3 separate regions of the Homo sapiens genome follow, and all the other regions are linked to region 1. The links are chromatin loops, found by intact Hi-C in ENCODE. Cell type or tissue: HepG2. All regions are shown on one strand.

Evidence for each region. Hi-C counts contacts between places; a loop is a spot of excess contacts. Peaks named below come from ENCODE experiments on the same cell type or tissue, not always from the same donor. Only the 100,000 strongest peaks of a DNase experiment are listed, where the experiment ranks them.
Region 2: a loop joins it to region 1, with 6 times the contacts of the local background. A loop is called at or near these places in 2 of 110 quality-filtered maps.
Region 3: a loop joins it to region 1, with 5 times the contacts of the local background. A loop is called at or near these places in 3 of 110 quality-filtered maps.

Annotation. Positions count from the first base shown.
Region 1 is chr4:68,728,598-68,736,597 of GRCh38, forward strand. No RefSeq gene overlaps it. Among named protein-coding and RNA genes, the nearest start is that of UGT2B15, 62 kb to the left of the region's middle. In HepG2, no CTCF peak of the experiment used is centred here; a DNase peak (open chromatin) is centred at 4,504; H3K4me3 peaks cover 713 bases.
Region 2 is chr4:69,056,590-69,064,589 of GRCh38, forward strand. LOC105377265 (a long non-coding RNA gene) reads right to left here and starts at 4,666. Exons shown (of 5, transcript XR_001741714.2): 1 at 1,728-4,666; 2 at 80-187. It also overlaps a transcript of UGT2B7 not described here. In HepG2, a CTCF peak has its summit at 4,201; a DNase peak (open chromatin) is centred at 1,332; H3K4me3 peaks cover 1,178 bases.
Region 3 is chr4:68,811,290-68,819,289 of GRCh38, forward strand. UGT2B10 (UDP glucuronosyltransferase family 2 member B10) reads left to right here and starts at 4,705. Exons shown (of 6, transcript NM_001075.6): 1 at 4,705-5,448; 2 at 6,740-6,888. The coding sequence starts at 4,731. It also overlaps the pseudogene LOC100422189. In HepG2, no CTCF peak of the experiment used is centred here; DNase peaks (open chromatin) are centred at 4,491, 4,772, 6,312, 6,862 and 1 weaker place; H3K4me3 peaks cover 2,074 bases.

The DNA.
Region 1 (8,000 bases):
TTTCTTGGTTAATCTCACTAATGGTCTATTAATTTTGTTTATCTTTTCAAAAAACCAGCTTTTTATTTCATTTCACTTACCTTTTGTATTTTTTGTTGTAATTTCATTTAGTTCTGCTCTGATCCTTCCTATTTCTTTCTTTCTGATGGCTTTGGGTTTAGTTTGTTCTTGTTTCTAGTGTTTCTTGAGTTGTGACAATATAGATTGTCAATTTGTGCTCTTTCAGCCTTTTTGATGTAGGCATTTAATGCTATGAACCTTAGTCTTAGCACTACTTTTGCTGTTTCCCAGAAATTTTGATCACTCTGTCACTATTATCATTCATTTTAAATAATTTATTAATTTCCATCTTGATTTTTACCCAAAAATCATTGAAGAGCAAATTACTTAGTTTTCATGTATTTATATAGCTTTGAGGGTTCTTTTTGGAGTTGATTTCCAGTTTTACTTCACTATGGTCTAAGAAGATACTTGATATGATTTTGATTTTCCTGATTTTACAGAGAACAATTTTACTGATTTATTTATCAGATCTAACAATTTTTAAATGAAATCCTTGGGTTTTTCTAGATATTATACTATGTCAAATGCAATGAAGAATAACTTGACTTATTTATTTCCAATTTGAATGCACTTTATTTTATTATTATTATTTTTTGCTCCTAATTGCACTAACAACATCTTCTGGTATTATGTTATATAAGAGGACTGACAGTGGGCATCTTTCTCTTGTTCCAGTCCCTAGGAAACATTCTTTAATTTTTTTCTTGTTCAGTATGATTTTAGTCATGGATCATATATGGCCTTTATCATTTTGGAGAATGTTTCCTCTAAAGTCATTTTGATGGTTTGGTGATCTAAAACCATTATAATTTATTATATAGGGATTTGGATTTTTATGGGCTTTTTTTAGCATGTACTGAAATAATCCTATAATTCTTGGATCTGTTAATACGGTGGGTCATGTTTACTGATTTGCATGTATTGAAACATCCTTCCCTCCTCCCTTGCACGAATTCTGTGTTACCCTAGAAAATTATCTTCTTAATGTATTATTAGTTTGGTTTGCTTGTATTTTTTGAGGACTTTTGCATCTACACTTGTATTAGTCCATTTTGACACTGCTAATAAAGACATACCTGAGACTGGGAAGAAAAAGCGGTTTAATTGGACTTAGAGTTCCACATGGCTGGGGAGGCCTCAGAATCATAACGGAAGGTGAAAGGCATTTCTTACATAGTGGCGGCAAGAGAAAATGATGAAGACGTACGAGCGGAAATCTCTGATAAAATCATCAGAGCTCATGAGACTTATTCAATACCACAGGAATGGTATGGGTGAAACTGCCCCGTGATTCAAATTAACTCTCACCACGTCCCTCCCACAAAAATGTGGAACTTTTGGGAGTACAATTCAAGACGAGATTTGGGTGGGGACACAGAGCCAAACCGTATAATTCTACCCCTGGCCCCTCCAAATCTCATGTCCTCACATTTCAAAACCTATCATGCCTTCCCCAATATTCCTCAAAGTCTTAAATCATTTCAGCATTAACCCAAAAGTCCACAGTTCAAAGTCTTATCTGAGGCAAGACAAGTCCCTTCCACATATGAGCCTGTAAAATCAAAAGCAAGCTAGTTACTTCCTAGATACAATGGGGTTACTGATATTGGGTAAATATAGCCATTCCAAATGGGAGAAATTGGCCAAAATAAAGGGGTTACAGGACCCATTCAAGTCCAAAATCCACCAGGGCAGTAAAAATTTAAAGTTCCAAAATGATATCCTTTGACTCCAGGTCTCATATCCAGGTCATGCTGATGCAAGAGGAGGATTCCAATGGTCTTGGGCAGTTCAGTCCCTGTGGCCTTGCAGGGTACAGCCTCCACCCTGGCTGCTTTCATGGGCTGGCAATGAGTGTCTATGGCTTTTCCAGTTGCATGGTCCAAGATGTTTGTGCATGTATCATTCTGGGGTCTGGAGGATGGTGGCCTTCTTCTTGCTGCTCCAATAAGCAGTGCCCTGGTGGGGACTCTCTGTGGGGGCTCACAGCACACATTTTCCTTTCACACTGCCTTAGCAGAGTTTTTCCATGATGGTCTCACCCCTGTAGCAAACTTCTGCCTGGACATTCAGGAGTTTCCGTACATCTTCTAAAATCAAGGTGGAGGTTCCCAAACCCCAATTTTTGACATCCATGTACTGCAGGCTCCATACCATGTGGAAGCTGCCAAGGTTTGAGGCTTCCACCCTCTGAAGCCATGGTCTGAGTTCTACATTGGCCCATTTCAGCCACGGCTGGAGTGGCTGAGATGAAAGGCACCAAGTCTCTAGACTGCACACAGCATGTGGACCCTGAGCCCTGCCTAGGAAACCATTTTTTTCTCCTAGACCTCTGGGTCTGTGATGGGAGAGGCTGCTGCAAAGGTCTCTGACATTCCTGGAAGACATTTTCCCCATTGTCTTGAGGATTAACATTCAGCTTTTCATTACTAATGCAAATACATGCAGCCAGTTTGAATTTCTCCTCAGAAAATAAGATTTTCTTTTCTATTGCATTATTAGGCTGCAAATTTTCCAAACTTTTATGCTCTGCTTTCCTTTCAAAAAGGAATGCATTTAACAGCACCCAAGTCACCTCTTGAATGCTTTGCTGCTTAGAAATTTCTTCTGTCAGATACCCTAAATCATCTCTCTCAAGTTCAAAGTTTCACAAATCTCTAGCCCGGGGCAAAATGCCACCCGTCTCTTTACTAAAACATAACAAGAATCACCTCTGCTCTAGTTCCTAACAAGTTCCTCATCTCTATCTAAGACAACCTGAGCCTGGATTTCATTGTCCATACCATTTCCAATACTTTTGTCAAAGTCATTCAACAAGTCTCTATGAAATTCCAAACTTTCTCTCATTTTTCTGTCTTCTTCTGAGCCCTCCAAACTGTTCCAATCTTTGCCTATTACCCAGTTCCAAAGTCGCTTCTACATTTTTGGGTATCTTTTCAGCAATGCCCCACCCTACTAGTACCAATTTACTCTATTTTTCTGTTTTCACACTGTTGATAAAGACAAACCAGATACTGTGAAGAAAAAGAGGCTTGGCCAGGCGTGGTGACTCACACCTGTAATCCCAGCACTTTGGGAGGCCAAGACGTGCAGATCATGAGGTCAGGAGATTGAAACCATCCTGGCTAACACGGTGAAACCCCATCTCTACTCAAAATACAAAAAATTAGCCAGACGCCTTGGTGGGCACCTGTAGTCCCAGCTACTCGGGAGGCTGAGGCAGGAGAATGCCATGAACCCGGGGGGCAGAGTTTGCAGTGAGCCGTGATCGCGCCACTGCACTCCAACCTGGGGGACAGAGCGAGACTCTGTCTCAAAAAAAAAAAAAAAAGAAAAGAAAGAAAAGGAGGCTTAATTAGACTTAAAGTTCCTCATGGCTGGGGAGGCCTCAGAATCAGAGCAGGAGGTGAATGGCACTTCTTACATGGTAGCAGCAACAGAAAATGTGGAAGATGCAAAAGTGGAAACCCCAGATAAAACCATCAGATCTCATGAGACTCATTCACTATAATGAGAACAGTATGGAAGAAACAGTCCCCGTGATTCAAATTAACTCCCATAGGGTCCCTCACACAACACATGGAAATTATGGGAGTACAATTCAAGATGATATTTGGGTGGGGACACAGAGCCAAACCATATCAATACTCATCAGTGATACTGGCTTGTAGTTTTATTGTTTTGTTATGCCCATGCTTTGTTTTTGTGTAAGAGTAACATTATCCTCATAGAATGAGTTTGAATTATTCCCTTTTTTTTTTATTTCTCTTTTTCTTTTCTTTTTTTTTTTTGAAAAGGTTGAGTCAGATTGGTATCAAGCTGTTACATGTTGGGTATAATTCAAAAGTGGGATCATAAGTTTCTGAACCTTTTTATTTTGATGAAAGACATTTTATTACTTCAATAACAGCTTCAATCCCTTGCCCATTATTATTTGTTTGATGTTTTCAACCGCTTTATAGTTCAATCTTAGTAAGTTTTGAGTCCAGAAATTCATATATTTCTTCTAGGTTTACTATTAATTTATCATAACAATTCTAATAGTTTTGTATTATTTTGGTCTCAGTTTTTATGTCTCTTCTTTTTCCATTTCTGATGGTTTTTATTTGCATCTTGTCTATGTTTTTCTTGCTTAACTTAGCTAAAGGTTTGTTAACATCATTGATCTTTGAAACAAGTCAGGGTCACTGGTCTGGTTGTCTAAGGTGTTATCAGAGCTTGTGATCTCAGGACCAAAAAAATTAAGAAGCGTGGTTACAAAGGGTGAGGTTGGAGCAAAAATTTAATAACAAAAAAACAAAGCTCTCGGCAGTGGAGAGGGTTCCCTGATGGTTGCTGTGTTACGGTTGTATTCAAAAGCTCTTATGAGGAACTGCTTTCATCTCTGTAACTGAGTAACTTTTCTTATCTATAAAACTGCCTGCATAGTTTCATCTCTGTAACTGAGTAACTTTTCTTATCTATAAAACCGCCTGCATATCTCCCAGTTATTCTCTGTCATTGTGGATATGTCTCCAGGAAAGCACAAAGTGCTGTTTCTTGCGTTTGTATAATGATGGGTTTGTTTTAGGTACACCCCCCTCCTCTCTTTGCAAATTCCCATGGAGCCCACTGTGTACATGTCTGAAAAGGGGAGGACACTTTTTCCTGGGAGCTTACTAATCATACAAAGAGCAAAGGGTTTCTATGCTGGACATTGCATGCCTTGCCTGCTTATCTGTGGCTTATCTGTGCAGGTGCACTGTAGCTGTGATTTTTTTTTTAGGCAGGCAGCTTCTGCAGTCTGAGTTTTTCCCCAAGCTGCTCTATTTTTCCTGTAGTTGTGAGTTTTCAGGAAGGCAGCATTTTTGAGGACCAGCCTTAATTGTTTACTTAACTGATTTTCTCTTTTCTTCTCCATCATCTTCACAAAAAAACAACTTTTTGTTTCATAGATCTTTTGTATTGTGTTTATTTTAGCCTCAAATTTATTTAACTGTGTTCTGGTCTTTATAATTTCTTTCTTTCTATTAGCTTTGGGTTTGGTTTGTTCCTGCTTTTTTAGTTCTTTGATGTATAGGATTAGGTTATTTGAAGTCTTTCAACTTTTTTGATACAGATGTTTGTTACAAGAAACTTTCTTCTTACAGTTTTTTTGGCCATCTTCCATAGATGTTGGTATGCTGTACTTCCATTTTCATTTGTCTCACAAAATTTTTAAATTTTCTTCTTAATAACTTCATTGACATGTTTGTCATTTAGCAGTATGTTTAATTTCCATGTGTTCATGTCTGTTTTCCAGATTCTTCTTTTAATTTATTTTTTGTTTTATTTCATTGTGGTCAGAAAATATACTTCATATGATACTTGTGTTTTTGAATTTGTACAGGCTTGTTTGGTAGCCTATCATAGAATTAAGGGAGACATTTTTTGTGCTAATAAAAAGAATGTCTATTCTACAGCAATTATGTGAAACTTTCTGTATATGTCAGTTAGGCCCTTCATATCTAGTGTGTACTTTAACTCTGATGTTTCTGTGTTGATTTTCTTCCTGGATAATCTTTCCATTACAGAGAATGGGGTGTTAAAGTCTCCTACTATTGCTGTGTTGCATGCTAGTTTTGCCTTTAGGTCTGTTAATGTTTGCTTTACATGCTTGAGAGCTCAGGTTTTGGTAAGTATAATGACTAAATCTTGCTAAACTGACCCCTTCATTATCATGTAGTTACTGTCTTTGTTTTTTGTTTTTTTTTTCCCGTCTGATTTGTAATCTGTTTATAACTACACCTGTACTTTTCTGGTTTCTAGTTGCATGGAATATATTTTGCCATCCCTTCACTTTCAGTCTATGTATGGCTTTATAAGTGAAGTGGGTTTCTTTAAGGCAGCATGATTCTTTATTCAGCCATTCTATGTCTTTTAACTGAGAACTGAGACAATTTACATCCATTTTTATTATTGACAAGTAAGGCTTACTAGAGCCATTTTGTTGATTGTTTACTGTTTGTTTTTAGACTCCTCTCTTCCTTCCTTCCTGTCTTTCTTCATAATTAGGTGATTGTCTCTGGTAGTATATTTCAAGTTGCTGCTTTTTAAGTACATCAATGATAGATTTCTTAACTGTGGTTACCAGTAGACTTACAGAAAACCATTTTAGAGATATGGCATGTTATTTTAAAGAGATCACAACTTAGATTGCAAATAAAATTATAAAATAAATAAGGGCAAAAGTCACAGAAAATGTATATACTTTAACTCAATCACCTACCCATTTTGACTCATAGTTATCTTGATTTACATATTTGTATATCATCTGTTTCTTAACCGGTTGCTATAGTTGTTATGTTTTCTGGGATAGGTGAAATGCAGAACACAAATTCAGTACTAGCTTATTCTGGGTTTTTGCATGTACTCAATTTTACCACTTGTTTTTATACCTTGAAAAGTTACTTTTTGCATGATAGTGTTTTACTCTTTCTGACTGAAGAGCTCCCATTAGCATTTTTTGCAAGATGGGTCTGGTGGTGGAGTCTCAGGACTTTTCCTTAGTTCAGCTAAAGATGGGATCCTTGTCTGTCCCATGGCCACAAAAATTTAGGCTCACAGATGGTTTGAATGTCGAGGACTCTGAAAGGCCAGAGTCCCCCTGCTAGAGTGCTTCCTGCTCAAAGCTTGAATCCCAGCTTCCACACAGAAAGAGGAGGGGCCTGGCTCTTCCCCACTGCAAATGGCACAAACTTGCTGAGGTTCCACCCCAGTGAACATTTTTCTCAGTGTTCAAGCTCTTTGGAGATTCTCTGGGGACCACCTCCTACCTGGCTGTCTCTTTCCCCCTTGTAAAGAAGTACATCTGAATGCTATTTGAAAGAGCATAAGGAAGATCAATCTTTACTGCTTCCTGCTGACAAGGGGTGCTGTTTTTGGGAAATGGTGGTCAGAGCTCACTCACAGGCCTATCTAAGAGTTCCCCCAGCAGAAAGGGCCATTGTCAGAGACTCTGCTTGCATTATTGTTTGGAGTTTGATGCCCTGAAGGCAAGAACAGACAAACTAGGTTATTAGAAAACATGTATCAAAATGAAACAAGGGGAGGAGTAAGGATAGCTCAAAAATTCTGAGGCCTTTTATCACTTTGCACAGGGAGAGAAAGGCCAAAAGCCAGACTGGTAAAATACCCTTTTGCTGGCATGTTGGTCTTCTGGGTTCCCTTCTTCTGGGCCCAATCTTTAGCCAACCAGCTTAAGGTTTGGAAAGTTAACTCTTTCCAGTTTGGAAGATGCATCTGAGGGGAATGTCCCAGAATACGGAGACATAATTACCTATCCGTGAAGAGAGAACAGAGGAGAAGAAAGGAAAAAGAAGGCACCTTTTAAAGAAGTCCCAGGGGGTCATGATGCATTCAAAATGGGTACAGACTGAAGGTGAATGGCTACTCACCTAGGAAGAGGGTGGCAGGTGTCCCTAGTTCTCTTCTCTTTCTAGCAGATACCTGGGGTACATGAGGGAGAAAGAGCATCCTCTTTTCTTCTTCCGTCCTTGCTTCCCCGAGTGCTGGTAACCTTGGTATGTGCTGAAACAGGTGTCAAAGCAACATGCACCCATGAACCAGTGGGGCCTAGGGGGTGAGAACATTCACTCTTACCCACTTACCCACATACACCCTATCTCCCCTGCTTTCAGTAGTCTGGGAGTCCCTAGACCTCATCTATGCCATGGATACTAACAAGGCTTTTATCCATGAACCAGGGAGCTTGGGCTTCACTTAATTGGCAGGAAACAGCCACACTCACCTGCACTGTGCATTTTGTTGCACAAAGTAGGGGCTTATCCTGCCTTAGGGACTGACTCTTTTTCAGGTTTGATATCTGCATGTTTTCCTTGGCCTGGCTCTTATAAAACCCCACCCAGGAACTGGGTTTTCTCCTGCCTGTCTGCGTGTGTGTTATGTGTAATGTCTGC
Region 2 (8,000 bases), 330 kb after region 1:
TTAAAAATTAGTTCCCAGCAATAGGAAGATTTAAAACTCTTATAATAAGAGTAATAATAGTAATTAAGAACCTACTTACCGCTCCTTTGTTTCCTACCTGTACTTCTTCAAATGATAAAAAGCTTCATCGCTACCTTAGTTCACCAAAGTGCTTCAGCACAAGTGTACTATATAAATCACTATCAATCTGTTGCACAAAAAGACATAAGTAACAAAAATAAGAGTGAGAACTCCCGCTAATAAAAAGTGAGAGTCTCAAAAGGGGGGAATGAAGGAAGAGAAAGACCCTCTCATATTATTTTATATTGTTTTATCCTCAGTACCTGTTTTAAGAAAAAAACAAATAAGTGAAATCAAAGACAGGCAGCCCAGCACCATGCCCAAAACCAGCCCTGGGCCTGCCTGGCTTAAACCTAGTAGTTAAAAATCAACTCATGACTTAGAAACTGATGTTATTCATAAATTCCAGACATTGTATAGAAGAACATGGTGAAACTCCCTGCCCTGTTCTGTTTCTCTCTGACCACCAGTGCGTGCAGCCCCTGTCATGCACCACCTGCTTGCTCAAATCAATCATGAACTTTTCATGTGAAATCTTCAGTGTTGTGAGCCCTTAAAAGGGACAGAAATTGTGTATTTGGGGAGCTCAGATTTTAAGGCAGTAGCTTGCTGATGCTCCCAGCTGAATAAAGCCCTTCCTTCTACAACTCGGTGTCTGAGAAGTTTTGCCTGTGGCTTGTCCTGCTACACACACACACACGCACACTTGCATGACTGTGCATTAATAATAGAGGAAATGTATCTTGTGGCACATACCTCCTTCCAAAGGAACTGAGTGATGAGGTTTGTTTAAAAAATTGACACTACTGAAAACAGTATGGAGGTTTCTCAAAATATTTAACGTAAGATTACCATATGATGCAGCAATCCCTCTTCTGGATATTTATCCATAAGAATTAAAATCAGGATCTCAAAGGGATATTTGCACATCCATATTCATAACAGCACTATTACAAAAGCTCAGACCTTGAAACAATCCCAGCATCTATCTGAGCAAAGTGTAGGAACAACCGGGTCCGACTGGTCTAAAATGAAAGGAAAGGTGAATGTGCTGTGTTGTAACTGGCAGGAAATGGGAGGAAAATCCTCAAAACCCACCCCATTGGAATTCATGTTAAAGAACTTTAAGAAAGGCTTTGTGGTGGAGGGGGTGGTGGTTAGGGAGTCAAGTTAACCCACTGAATGCTGAGAGCTCTCTGTGAATTAGAATAGCCCTCTTTTGGTGTTGGCTGGCTGGCCAAATGTACTTATAGATAGGGACACAATTGGCCCTGTGTTTAAGGTGGTGACCGGAGTCAGAGGACAGTCAGGGCATTCAGACCAAATTTCCTTATATTAACTCATGGCTGAATGCAGCCCTGTTTAGCAGCTTATTGCAGAATGCTCGCAGTTCAAGCCGAGAGTAATCAGCTGTGCTGGCAGCTACAAAGACAAAGTGAAAACAGAGTTAAAGGGAAAGTCACAGGAGCTTGTAGCCTGAGCTGAGCTGAAAGTGAAATCTTCTCTGGCAAACACAGAGACAAAAAGAAAGCCACAGGAAAACCCAGTTTTGCAAGAACCACTGGAGGGAAGAGACCCTTCCTCCATATGCTCCAATCTACCCACCTTTACCCAGAGTTACTGCCTCTGAGGAGTCAAGCTCAAAGGGATACATGCCCCAGTCTCACCTGAGATGGAAAAATCTGAGCCCTCACTCCAGGAAGTTAAGGTGAAATGCTAGGAAAATAAAGCAAACTTGTCTCCAGTCAGGTCATGTTTGGGCTATGCAAATGCCTTTCTGGGAAACAAGAGGACCCCGACTAGGACCCAAATGAGGCAGCCCAACTACAGCAGCTGCCCAGATACCAAAAGGCACTCCTGCAAAGTTTAAGGGAAGGCGGGAGAAAGGCAATCAATATAGGGAAAAATCTCATAGGTGCTTCAGGGTGCATATGAAAGCCCCAGCCAGTTTTATAAAAGACTTAGTGAGGCCAGCACATGCTGAACACGGCATTTGTAGAGCAGGCCCAGGGGGATATCAGGCAAAAATTGCAGAAAATGGAAGGTTTTGCAGGCATGAATGCTATTCAGTTTATTGAAGTGGCCACAAGTTGTACATTAACGGAGATCAGGAGGCAAAGACAGAGGCTAATCAAAGGCTTAAGAAAAAGGCTGATTGGCTGGCAGCAGCTCTCACAGGGAGGGAAGCTGGCTTTGCAAGGTGGCGTGATGTGGGCATGGAAGTGGGCATGGAAGAAGCCAGTATGGACAGGGATTTGAGAGCAGGCCCAGGTTGGAAAGAGATCAGTGTGCACAGTGCAAAAGACAAGGACACTGGAAGGATGAGTGTCCAGAGAATAATAATAAGGAGAAGGGTCAGGGCCATCGTACAGGAAGGCCACCAGCCAGGGGCTGCCACACCCAGGAGAAACCAGGCACTGATCTGATCAGACTGGCAGGGGCTGAAGGATATGAGGACTAGGACAGACCAGGCTGCTTCTCTTTGGGCCCTGAGAAGCCCATGGCCAGATTGGAAGTTAGAGGCCAGCTAATGGACTTTATGGTAGACACCAGAGCTAAACACTCAGTAGTGACCCAACCTATAGGGCCACTATCCAAGAACTGTGCAACTATTGTGGGAGCCACTGGAGTCTCTGAAAAGAGGCCCATCGGTTGGTCAAAGAGGTGTGTTATAGGAGGATGAGAAGTCCAACCTGAATTCTCATCCCAAATGGTTCTGTTCCTTTGCTGGGAAGAGACCTACTTCAAAAACTGCAGGTACAGATTACATTTGGGCCACAAGGGAATGTAACTTTAAATCTACCTCACCCGGAGGCTATGATGTTAACCCGTACTGTACCATAGGCTGAAGAATAGAGGCTATATGCAAAAAAGACTCTGGAACCAAGAGTAAATGAAATGCCTGGGTTGCTTACTAAAATTCCCAGAGTTTGGGCTGATAGTAACCCACCTGGACTGGCTGTAAGTCAGGCACCAGTGGTGGTAGAGTTAAAATCCAGTTCAGGTCCAACAGTACCTGCTACTCCCTGAGGCCATACTGGGTGTCCGCAAATATTTAGAGTCTTCATAAACATGGAATCATAGTCAAATGCCAGTCACCATGGAACACCCCTCTCTTGCCAGTGCGGAAGCCGTCTGGTGAATATAGACCAGTACAGAATTTGTGTGTGGAAAACTAGGCCACGGTGACCATCCACCCAGTGGTGCCAAACCCATATACTTTAATGGGACATATTCCAGCAAGTGCCACTTGATTTACAGTCCTAGATTTAAAGGATACATTTTTCCGTCTCTGGCTTGCACCAATTAATGAGCCTATTTTTGCTTTTCAATGGGGTAAATCACAGTACACTTGGACAAGACTCCCACAAGGATTTAAAAACTCTCCTACAATCTTTGAAGAGGCACAGGCCTCAGACCTTAAAGCATACACCCCACCAAACAGTGACTGTGTCTTGCTCCAGTACATTGATGATCTTCTTCTAGCAGCCCCGACCTGAGAGGACTGCTTCGAGGGGACCCAAGACCTCCTGCACTTGCTATGGAAGGCAGGATATAAAGTGTCAGGGAACAAGTCTCAAATCTGCTCTGAAAGTGACCAGTATTTAGGCTTCTATATAAGCCAAAGGAAAAGATGGCTTGGTAGTGAACAGAAGCAGACCATTTGTACACTTCCTACTCCAACCACCCGGTGACAAGAGAGTTCCTAGGGCCAGCAGGGTCCTGCTGCATCTGGATCCCAAATTTCTCGCTCATGGCTAAGCCATTATATGAAGCCACAAAGAGGGGAAAAAGGAGCTCCTCCTCTGGGAGGCTGACCAGGAGAAGGCCTTTAAGGAAATCAAAGAAGCCTTGACTCAGGCCCCAACTTTAGGACTGCCAGATCTAACTAAGCCTTTCTTTTTATATGTCCATGAGCAAAAGGGAATGGCCGTAAGAGTTCTAACTCAAGCCATAGGATTGTGGCATCACCCGGTGGCATACCTATCCAGGCAATTGAATTCTGTGGCACCTGGATGGAGTCTTTGTTTTAAGACACTAGCTATCACTGCTCGGCTGGCACAGGAAGCTAATAAGCTGACTTTAGGACAGCAAGTGACAATCCAGCTACTGCACTCAGTTATAACTTTGATGGACCAAAGGGGGCACCATTGGTTTTCGAATCCGAGAATAACTCAATACCAAGGGCTCCTATGTGATAATCCCTGTGTAACTTTAGAGACTGTGAGTACCCTAAACCCAGCTACCTTGCTCCCCATTGAATCAGTGCCAGGAAGCCCCCTTCATTGCTGAGTGGATGTGGTAGATGAAGTGTTCTCAAGCCAGAGAGATCTGACAGATCGGCCCCTCGGAGACCTGGACATTGAATATTTTACTGATGGGAGCAGCTTCATACTAGAGGGAGTCCACCAAACTGGGTATGCAGTGGTGACTTTGGACTCAGCAGTAGAGGCACAGTCTTTGTCTACAGGAACTGCCTCTCAGAAAGCAAAGCTGATAGGTCTTATAAGAGCTCTCTGGCTAGCAAAAGACCAGAAGGCAAATATTTACACAGACTCTAAATATGCTTTTGCCACTTTGCATGTTCATGGGGCTATTTACAAAGAAAAAAGACTCTTAACTCCTGGAGGTAAAGAAATAAAGTGTAATGAAGAAATTCTACGGCTCCTGGATGTGGTATGGGCCCCCAAACAGGTAGCAGTAATGCACTGTAGGCAAAAGGCAGGAACATTAGAGGCTAAAGGAAACAGAAAGGCAGACAAAGAGGCAAAGCAAGCTGCAATGGCAACTCCACCTTCTATTCTAAAGAAGAAGCCTTAGCTATGCCTCTCCTCCTGGAGATTCCCCTTCCAGGGACCCCAAGCTACACTCCAAATAAAAGGGCTTGATTTGCCCAGGAAAATGGGAATTACGTTGAAGGAAGATGGTGGAAATTCTCCAATGGGAGGCTAGCCATACCTGAAATCTTGGCCCCCAGATTTGCAAAACAGTTCCAAGGAACTCACATGAGAAAAACGGTGCTAGAGACATGATTAGGGTGTCATTTCTATGTGCAATGGCTCACCGCTATTACTTGAGCCATTTGTAAACAGCGTTTAACTTGTGCCCAAAACAACCCCTGAAAAGGGCCCACTCAGCCCCCGGGAATTCAGGAAAAAGGAGCTATGCCCTGTGAAAACCTGCTTATGGACTTCTCCGAATTGCCCCAAGCAGGGGTCTATAGGTACATTTTGGTGCTTGTCTGTACCTTTTCAGGATGGGTCATGGCCTTCTCCGTCAGGACAGAGAAGGCATGAGAGTTGATGAAGGTATTGTTAAGAGACATTATTCCCAGATTTGGACTGCCCCTAACTTTGGGTTCAGATAATGGACTGGCATTTGTGGCTGAAATCGTTCAGGACTTAACTCGACTGTTAAAAATAAAATGGAAGTTGCATCCAGTCTACCAGCCTCAGTGCTCAGTAAAGATGGAGCACATGAACCAGATACTCAAGCAGCTGCTGAAGAAATTTTGTCAGGAAACTCATCTGAGGTGGGACCAGGTCTTGCCCATGGTCTTTCTCCAAGTCAGGTGCACCCCCACAAAACAAACCACACTGGGTATTTGCCCAATGAGATTTTGTTCAGCCAGCCACCCCCAATCATAAGTCAGATTAAAGGTAATCTCCGTGAGCTACAAAAACTAACTTTAAGAAGGCAAATGCAGGCTTTAGATATGGCCATGCAAAAAGTATATGGCTAAGCGCAGGAAAGAATGCCTATAAGTCTGGCAGACCCAGTACACCCTTTCAAACCTGAAGACTTTGTTTAGGTTAAGAAATAGACTCCAACTATTCTGAGCCCCATATGGGACGGGCCCCATATTGTGATCTTGTCCACTCCCACTGTTGTTAAAATTGCAGGTATCGTGCCTTGGATCCACCACAGTCAGCTGAAATTATCAGCCCAGGACCAGTGGACCAACCAGCAGGACATAGACCATCTGACCCGAATGATCCTGCAATGAGACCACATTGCCAGTGGAGATGACAACAGCACTGCTCTGGTCACTCTGGAAGATGACCAGTCTATGCATGGTGGAAGCTTGAGAAAATAGCAAGCCCTGCTCTAGTCACACCAAGAACTGACTAGTCTATGCACGGCCGAAGCTTGAAGAATCGTCATCAGATGAATAAATGTGGCCAGAAATCTTAGGCCCAGTAATCTTCTTTGTATTATTCATTATATTGCTCTTGTGCTATTGTTTAACCAACCCCCTAAATGCCTTTACTGTTCATGCTGGCTGTAAGAATGCTACTGTTTGCTTTGTTTGTGCTGATCCCCATATCTATGCTAGAAGGAGGACCCGTATTAGGATGCCGTCACTGCATGCACACTACATGGATAAGAAACACAGTAATTGCTCACGCCTGTAATCCCAGCACTTTGGGAGGCCGAGGCGGGCGGATCACGAGGTCAGGAGATCGAGACCATCCCGGCTAAAACGGTGAAACCCCGTCTCTACTAAAAATACAAAAAATTAGCCGGGCGTAGTGGCGGGCGCCTGTAGTCCCAGCTACTTGGGAGGCTGAGGCAGGAGAATGGCGTGAACCCGGAAGGCGGAGCTTGCAGTGAGCCGAGATCGTGCCACTGTACTCCAGCCTGGGCGACAGAGCGAGACTCCGTCTCAAAAAAAAAAAAAAAAAAAAAGAAACACAGTAATTAAGACTTTATTATACCATACATACTATAGGTACCTGGGCACAAGATAGGTCAGGGGGTACTGTACCCCTATTTACATGCTTAATCACATCATAAGGTTGCAGGTGGTACTTGAAATCATCACTAATGAGACAGCAAATATGTTAGACTTGCTGGCCCAGCAAGCCACAGAAATAAGGATCACCATCTATTAGAATAGACTGGCTTCAGACTGCCTCCTAGCCCAAAAAGAAGGATTATGTGGAAAGTTGAGCCTGATGAATTGCTGCCTAGAAATTAATGATAACAGGAAAGCCATCATAGAAATAGCTGCCAGGATGTGGAAGATAGCTCATGTCCCAGTTCAGACCTGGAACCCAGATGGTCTCCAGATTCCCTCTTAGGAGGTTGGTTTTCATCCTTTGGTGGTTTTAAAACAGTAGGGGTAGTGTTGGCTATATTAAAAGGTTGCTTAATGTTCCCTTGCCTCTTAGGCCTCCTCATCAGAAACATCCAATCAATCACAGAATCCATCGTTAACAGAACCACCTCCACTCCACTGATGGCTCTAAACAAGTATCAACCCGTACCAAACAGAGAAGAACTGACTTGTAATGAGGAATTAAATGATAGTGATGCCTTCTATTGAATTCCATTTACAGGAGGCATCAAAGGGGAAGATGAGATGGGAAAGAAAGAAAGAAAGAAAGAAAGAAAGAAAGAAAGAAAGAAAGAAAGAAAGAAAGAAAGAAAGAAAGAAAGAAAGAGAAAGAAAGAAAGAAAAAGAAAGAAAGAAAGAAAGAAAGAAAAACAAAATTAAAAAGAGAAATAAGCTTTCCTGTATTAGGCTAACTTGTCCCAGACGCAGCAACGGGTGCAGCCCAGACCCAGGGAAAGTCCTGATACTACTGTCTAAAAAGCCAGGAGATGCACCAAAAAAATGTGGTCTGTAGACCCTCCCAAAACTCCTTCAACATAGGGAGAAGAAAAACAAATTTTCCTTTGTTTTATGGTATGACTTTATAGATTCTTGTTCTCTGTAACTAGTAACTTCAAGTATTCTGTTTTGTCTAAAAGGTACTGCGAAGGTCATGAGACGCCTGAGAAGGCCTGAACTACAGCTGTCTGGGCACCTAGTGAAGGTTATAAGGCAAACCAGTGCAAGGCTCTTTTGAGCAAAACCTAGATAACAGACATCTAGGTTGCAAAGCAACAGTCATGTGTAATCCCGAGTTATGAACTATCACAATTTGATTAAT
Region 3 (8,000 bases), 83 kb after region 1:
CTCTTTTGCAGATTCGGAGTTCAGGGGAGTCTAGAAACTGAAGATTTTAACTGCAATGAATTATTTCTCAAATGTCTTATAATTTCACTCTATCTAAACTGAGACCCTGAATATGGTTAGTGATCAGACTAGGCTGGGAATTCAGCTAGAACTGAGCTGGGCTTATTTTTAAAATTCAGTCCTGGACTTAAGATTCAGATTCATTTGGTGGTGGGGACCGGGTGCTTCTACATGAAGTGAGAGTCTCTGTATATGCTGCAGTTAGGGAAGCAGGAGCTGAGGAGAGACAGAGTAATGTGATTTTAAGTTCAGCTCCCTATAAACACACACACCTGCAATGAAGAGTCCAGATGTCCCAATACCCAAAACGATACATGATTTCAAGATAATAACAGTTATGTTTTGATGTATTCACACAAGAAAGTGTCAAGGATAGTTTTCTTGGCATAAATAGAATAATCAGTTTTGTCCTGTTGTCTGACCACCCACAACTAGACACAGCTTAATTAACCTTTACAGAGATGAGACTCCTACATAAGAAAAACTTAAAACAAAGGTGTTGCATTCAACTCCTTGCCTTCTGAGGATGCCCTACTCTGTAATGTCATAGCTTTCAATGAATTGTCTTCTCATTGCACTCTGTGACTGACCTTGAATTCCTTACTGTGTGGAATCCAATAACCTTCTCTTGGTGTCTGAATCTAGACCCCTTTTTCTGGTAACACTTCCAAGGAGACTTCTGGCTTTCACCGTTTGCCTTAATTTGATGGTTATTGGTCCTCACTCTTCCATTATTTTCTCCCAAGCATTAATTCTGCAGAAAAAAACATTTGCCTCTATTGTGGTCATAATTTCTACTTTTCCCATATTGATAAATTTGTGATATATCCTAATAAGTAAAGCTTTCCCTTTCAAAATACTACCAGCATAATTTACCATTACTGAAAGTATGAAAAATTTAAATTATCACATTCCAGGGGCTATTTGTGTTCTCTGTACCAATAGTGATAGGATTCTCATTACAACTGGTAGTGTATGATCCAACTCTAAAATCTCATTTTGTTGTCTGTTCTTTTTTTCTGACCTCTCTTGGTACATATTATCAAATGTTGGGTGCTTCCAAGAAGTAGACTCTAAGCTGAATATTTTTTGAGGGAGATAATTAGGGAGATTTCTTGAAAATAACATCTGTGAAAAAGTAGGAAGCAAGATTGGACAGTGGAACAAAATAGTACATAATTCAGTGCAATAGTTTGAATGTCTGAGTGCCCCCAAAATTAATATGTTAAAATTCTTATAACCAAAATGATTGTATTAGCAGACAGAACCTTTTAGGAGGTGTTTATGTCATGAAGGCAGAGTCCTCTTTAATGGAATTAATTCTTTTGAAAAATATGCTCACAATAACTCATTCATCTATTTTCCCCATTAAGACATGGTGATGGGTTGCCATCTTGGAGGAATGCCCAATACCAGCATCTTGATGGTGAATCTTTCAGCCTCAAGAACTGTGACAAATAAATGTTTGTTGTCTGTAAGCTAGCCAATGTATGGTATTTTTCTATATAGCACCCTGAGCATGCTAAGACATGCAGTCTCAGCATAGGTTTCATCTCACCCACTGGAAATTCTGAAGCTAAGTTAGCCCTTCAGAGTTGGTCCAAGTTGAAATGAGGAGAATGGGCCTTTAGAGTCCTACATGTGACCAGGCATTGGATATTGGCTGTCTTGGAAAAGTCACTACATACTAGATAGCTTTCAGCAGAGATGTACTGAGAGAGAGAGCTTATAGGTGAGGTATGTCAGTTGTTCATCACTTCATCAGCTGGAAAGTAATTTCTATATTCCCAAAAGGGAAATCTGGGTGACACATAATGCCTGCACTCAAGGACATTGAAAATATTGAACAATATTGCCACTCTCCAGGCAATATTTGCTCAGAAACTGTGTTCAAATATCTTTTTAAGAAAGATTTACCTCATTTCAGATTAACAGATTATTAATAGAATAAAAACAAATATCTCTATTTTGTGACATGCATCTTTTCCTTCCTAATTCTACTTGATGTAAATTTCTATTTAGACTTTTTAAAAGTACAACTTGCCTGAATTACAAGGCAATCTGTGAAACAAGTTAAGTAGTAGGCATTTAGAAGATAAATATTTTCTAAGACTGAGAAATGTAAGCAATGTTGCAAATATTCAGAAAAGGATATTATTGTGATTTAGACAAAATATTTTCAAATGAAACAAAGTAACTGTAATTGTACTTAAAACATATCTGTTTGGATAAAAATAAAAGGAATTTCTACAGTCAGAAAAACAATGTCAAGGAACATGAAATGAAGCTAATATAATAAGTGTGAAACTACATAGAGAAAATGAAGATATTCTATTTGAGAATGTTTAGATAAATAAGAATAGATCACACCACTGCCTCATTGTTGACAGAATGATGCTTTCTTATACTAGAAACTCTTTATATACAATTAAATTATCTCTTGTTCTGGAGACAGCCACATTTACAATAAGCAAATAACAATAAATTTATTATTCACACATACAAACACAAAATCATTCATCCTTTTCTTTATTCTCTTGCTTTCCAAAAACTCTATTGTCAACACTTAAATCATTGTGACATTGATTGACATTGATATGTACCAAGTTAGAGAAAGTTAGAAAGAAAGATAGCATTTTAACAAGTTGTCTAAGAAATGGGCTTTTTTGTTTCTTATGCTGACAGTTGTATTCTAGCTCTGAGTCCTGTGAGAATGTGCTGGTGTGGCCAGTGAAATACAGTCTTTATATCAATTTAATAATGATACTTGATGAACTTGCTCAGAAACACCAAGAGGTAACTGTGCTTGTCACCTTCAGCTTCCATCCTCATTGATTCCAACAATTTGCTGTTAAATTTGAGGTTTATCCCACATCTTTTACTGAGAATGAACTTGATTTCATTTTTATGAAATTGATCAAGATATGGACATACAAGTTTCCAAAGAGTACATTTTGGCATATGATTCAAAGATACAAAAAACACATATTATGAATGTTCTGATACTGTTCAAAAGCTCTGTGAGTATGCTGTTTTGAACAAGAAACTTATAAGGAACAACAAGATTCCAGAATTTATGTCATTCTTGCAGATGTCATTTCTCATTAGTGAGCTGCTATCTGAACAGCTTAATCTGTTAAACATTTGTTATACATTTGGTCTACTATCATCCATTTACAACTGGCAGTATGTACCAAGAACTCTGTGGAGGACTTTCATTACCTCCTTCTGATGTAGCTGTTGTCATGTCAGAACTTAGTACCAAAATACATTTACAGAAAGATGAAAAATCTTTTGCATTTTCTTCATTTTAACTTTGCATTTGATAATTTTAACAAAAAGAAGTGTGATCAGTTTTACAGTGAAGTATTAGGTAAGTTAGTGGTTAATTTATTCCCTTTTCCCTCCAATATGTGGAAGGAAACTTTCCTTTCTTTGTGTCTGTTAGAGTGTGTTAATGAATTAAAATAGAAAATAACCTTTTTTGTTATTTGAAAGATGAGGTTTGGCAAGTTGGTGGAGACACTGAAACTCTCATACATTGTTGGTGAGAATAGAAAATTATTCACCCACTGTGAAAAAGTCTAGCAATTCCTCAAAAGTTTACACATATATTTACCACATAATTCAATAATTGCCTTTCTAGGCATATACCCAAGAAAAATAAAAACATGTCTACAGAAAGCATGTACATCAATGTTAATCAACGCTATTCATAATGGCCAAAAGTGGAAGAAAAACAATGTCCGTACACTGATAAATGAATGAATAAATAAATTGTGTTTATAAGTAGCATCTGATACTATTTGGCAATAAAAATGTGAACGCTATTTATAATGGCCAAAAGTGGAAGAAAATCAATGTCCATCCACTGAAAAATGAATAAATAATTTCTGCTTATAAGTAGCATCTGATAAAAAGCAATAAAAATGAAATCCTTATATACACTATTCTATGGATGGTCCTTTAAAAACATTAAACTAAATAAAAGTAGCCAGCCACAAAAGACCACATATTATATAGTTTCATTTATTTTTAAAAAGATCCTGAATAGGCATATTTGTAGAGGCAGAAATTAGATTACTGGTTGCCCAGTACAGTGTGGGTGCAGAAATTCAGGTGGGGAGATGACAGTTAATATACAGGATTTTTTTTTTTTTTAGATAAAACTGATTGCTATGTTGGATGCACAAGTCTGTGAATTTACTAGGAAATATTTAATTTTAAATAATCATTCATGAATCATATGGTATGTGAATTATACTTCAACAAAGTTTTACAAAATATTCCTTGAACCAAGATATTCAAAAATTCTATTTGCATTGTATAATTACTTCATCTCTCATTCTGTGTCAAGGGGCCTGCAGGACTCTCTCACTTGCCACTGTTCTTGACACTATTATAAAATACATTATATAAAACACGATATTTGCAAGGTCATTAAACTTAGGTGGATGACACCAAATATAAACATAAAAGAAACATCAAACATCCTTGAGTAAATATGAAGTAATCGAACTTTGTCTCCTTGCCATCCATGTACTCAGGATGCTCATATAATGTATTTACTTTGAATTGAAGGAGTTATGTTTTAACTTGATTGATTTATCTCTGTATATAAGTATGAGAAAGAAACAGTGACTGGAAAAGAATTATCACATTGCACAAGGATGGCTCTGAAATGGACTACAGTTCTGCTGATACAACTCAGTTTTTACTTTAGCTCTGGGAGTTGTGGAAAGGTGCTGGTATGGGCCGCAGAATACAGCCTTTGGATGAATATGAAGACAATCCTGAAAGAACTTGTTCAGAGAGGTCATGAGGTGACTGTACTGGCATCTTCAGCTTCCATTCTTTTTGATCCCAACGACTCATCCACTCTTAAACTTGAAGTTTATCCTACATCTTTAACTAAAACTGAATTTGAGAATATCATCATGCAATTGGTTAAGAGATTGTCAGAAATTCAAAAAGATACATTTTGGTTACCTTTTTCACAAGAACAAGAAATCCTGTGGGCAATTAATGACATAATTAGAAACTTCTGTAAAGATGTAGTTTCAAATAAGAAACTTATGAAAAAACTACAAGAGTCAAGATTTGACATCGTTTTTGCAGATGCTTATTTACCCTGTGGTGAGCTGCTGGCTGAGCTATTTAACATACCCTTTGTGTACAGTCACAGCTTCAGTCCTGGCTACTCATTTGAAAGGCACAGTGGAGGATTTATTTTCCCTCCTTCCTACGTACCTGTTGTTATGTCAAAATTAAGTGATCAAATGACTTTCATGGAGAGGGTAAAAAATATGCTCTATGTGCTTTATTTTGACTTTTGGTTCCAAATATTTAATATGAAGAAGTGGGATCAGTTTTACAGTGAAGTTTTAGGTAAGATTTTTTTCAATTAGTAACATGAAGCTCTAACTTATTTGTGTCTTTGAAGCACAACTTGCATAAAGCCATAAAGTCAGGGAAGTGGAGTTTTTGGTAAATGAATTTATGAAATGAAAATACAAGATGATCTACCAATCTCACAAATATTATAGAAAAGCTTAAATTATAGGGTCAGTGAAAACGCTGTGACCATCACTCATACAGAACACCCCAGGAAATCATAAACCTATATATTAGTACACCTAAGACTTTAAGCAATTATATATCTGTTTTACTATAGAATGTTTCAGATCTTAAAAACAGCAAGATCCGTCAAGTAACATCTAACCGAATGCATAGATTTAGAATGAGTAATTACACATTTTTCTACAACTATCTATATAACTGCAGAAATTTTTCCTTCTAAATCTCAGTTGTCTTATTTAGAAATTAAAAGATGTTCCCATGTTACCAGGAGGTTGTCTTCACAGTAGAGAGAGATAATGTCTATATCTCAGATGCAAAAATCAATAAGGGTAATTTGAAGTTTCAAATGTTTCTATACTCCTTCACTAAATAATTGGAAATCTTTTATTTAAAGTCCAATCATCTTGTTGAAGTGTGAAGGTTGTTATATCTATATAGTTTATTTGAAACTATGTCTCTTTATTTAAAAATACGAGACTGATTATGGTCGAGTACAGATCTCTATTTCAATAATTTCTCAAAAATTTCTAGCTATAATTTACAAATATTTTTACTTAATATTATTAAGATCTTAGCTTGGATCCAAATGAGTAGTTGGTACAATGATTTCAGCCATACTCACAAAATAGTCCACAGTTAACTTGAAGAACCAAAGATAAAAGGATTAGCTTAATGAGTTGTGTAAACTAGACTATTTGTTAGAAAATTGTTTCTATGGTTACTGTAGAATTAATTGATTATGGAGCTCAAAGATTTGTTTAAATATCTAGAGGCTACTATTGAAGCTTTAAAGAGAAAATAAATTGATGTTTAATTCTCTATGACTTATTTTAATAATTGTGAGTATACTGACATGACATTAGAGATGTAGCTTAACCTCATAATTCTCCCACTACTTTGCCTTTCTTATAAATAAACAAGGGCAAAATATAGAATACATAAAAAATAAATTATTCCTATATATGAATATATGTACATATTTTTCAAAGCACACAAACTTTACCAACATTTTTGCCTGCATTATTCTAACCCCTTTCAGAAAATTACATAAAGTAATTATCTTATGTCATCCACTTCTTCTTTTCTTTATTCCTATCAGGAAGACCCACTACATTATCTGAGACAATGAGGAAAGCTGACATATGGCTTATGCGAAACTCCTGGAATTTTAAATTTCCTCATCCATTCTTACCAAATGTTGATTTTGTTGGAGGACTCCACTGCAAACCTGCCAAACCCCTACCTAAGGTAAACATACTTTCGTTGGTTTTATTTTGTTGGCTTCAAATTTCAGTAGAAATGACTGTATAGTCTTCATTCAGAGTGTTTGACTAACACTGAAAAAGATGGGAAGTAGGTGGGGTAAAGCAGATACCAATTAGAAACTCATGTACATGTTAATACCATCACACGTATGTGAGTTTTATGCATGTTACAAATAGAGAGGAATACTAAAGAAACTTTGAAAATAGGGTTGGTTAAATTAAAGTCTTGATTATGCAACACCTAAGAAGGTATTGGTCATTCATTCAAAGAATATTTACAAAGAGATTATCACAAAACACAGGTAAGTGCACAATTTTCAGAGAAAAAAAATAGACACAGTTTCTGTCCCTACATACCTTACATTCTACTTTGAAATATAGAATATAAGTAAGTAATGAATATTATATAAAAACTATTATCTCAAGAAAAAAACCCAATGCTAAGAAAGCATCAGTGGAGATAATAGAAAGTATCCTGGAGTCACTGATGAGTACGATGAGAGCTGAACAATATGCAGGAATAGGGAAAAGAATGGTGGGGAGAGACAGACAAAAAGGGAAAGCAGATAAAGTGGTCAGGACAGTTCTCAAGTCCTCAGGTTTAGTTTGCAGGGAATGATTAAGAATCAGATGACCCTAAAAGGTAAATTAGAGCCAGATACGTATTAGGAGTTGAAATATTTATTAAGAACATTGAAAACATCCTAAAAAGAGTTCAGAAATAAGGATATATGAAATGATTCTTTTTATAAGAAAAGCCTCCAAGATATTCAATGGATTAAATTGCAGAAGGGCCAGACTGTAAAGACCGAAACATTCAGGAAATTTTCCATGGATTCAGGTAGCAGATGATGAAAAAGTGGACTACACTGTTGATAGAAATAATTATGCCTACATTTACAAAAATAGTGCCAACTTCATATTGTGTTGTGTGGAAAAAAATATTAACACAGACAAAACACTTAAAATGTCTCTGGCATATAGTCAGTGACTCAGAAATGTTATTAATTTTGCAATTATGGTTATTTTATTACTAATACTACTAACTACTTAACATGTGCATGTCACTTGAGATATCATTCCTCATTTAAGAGA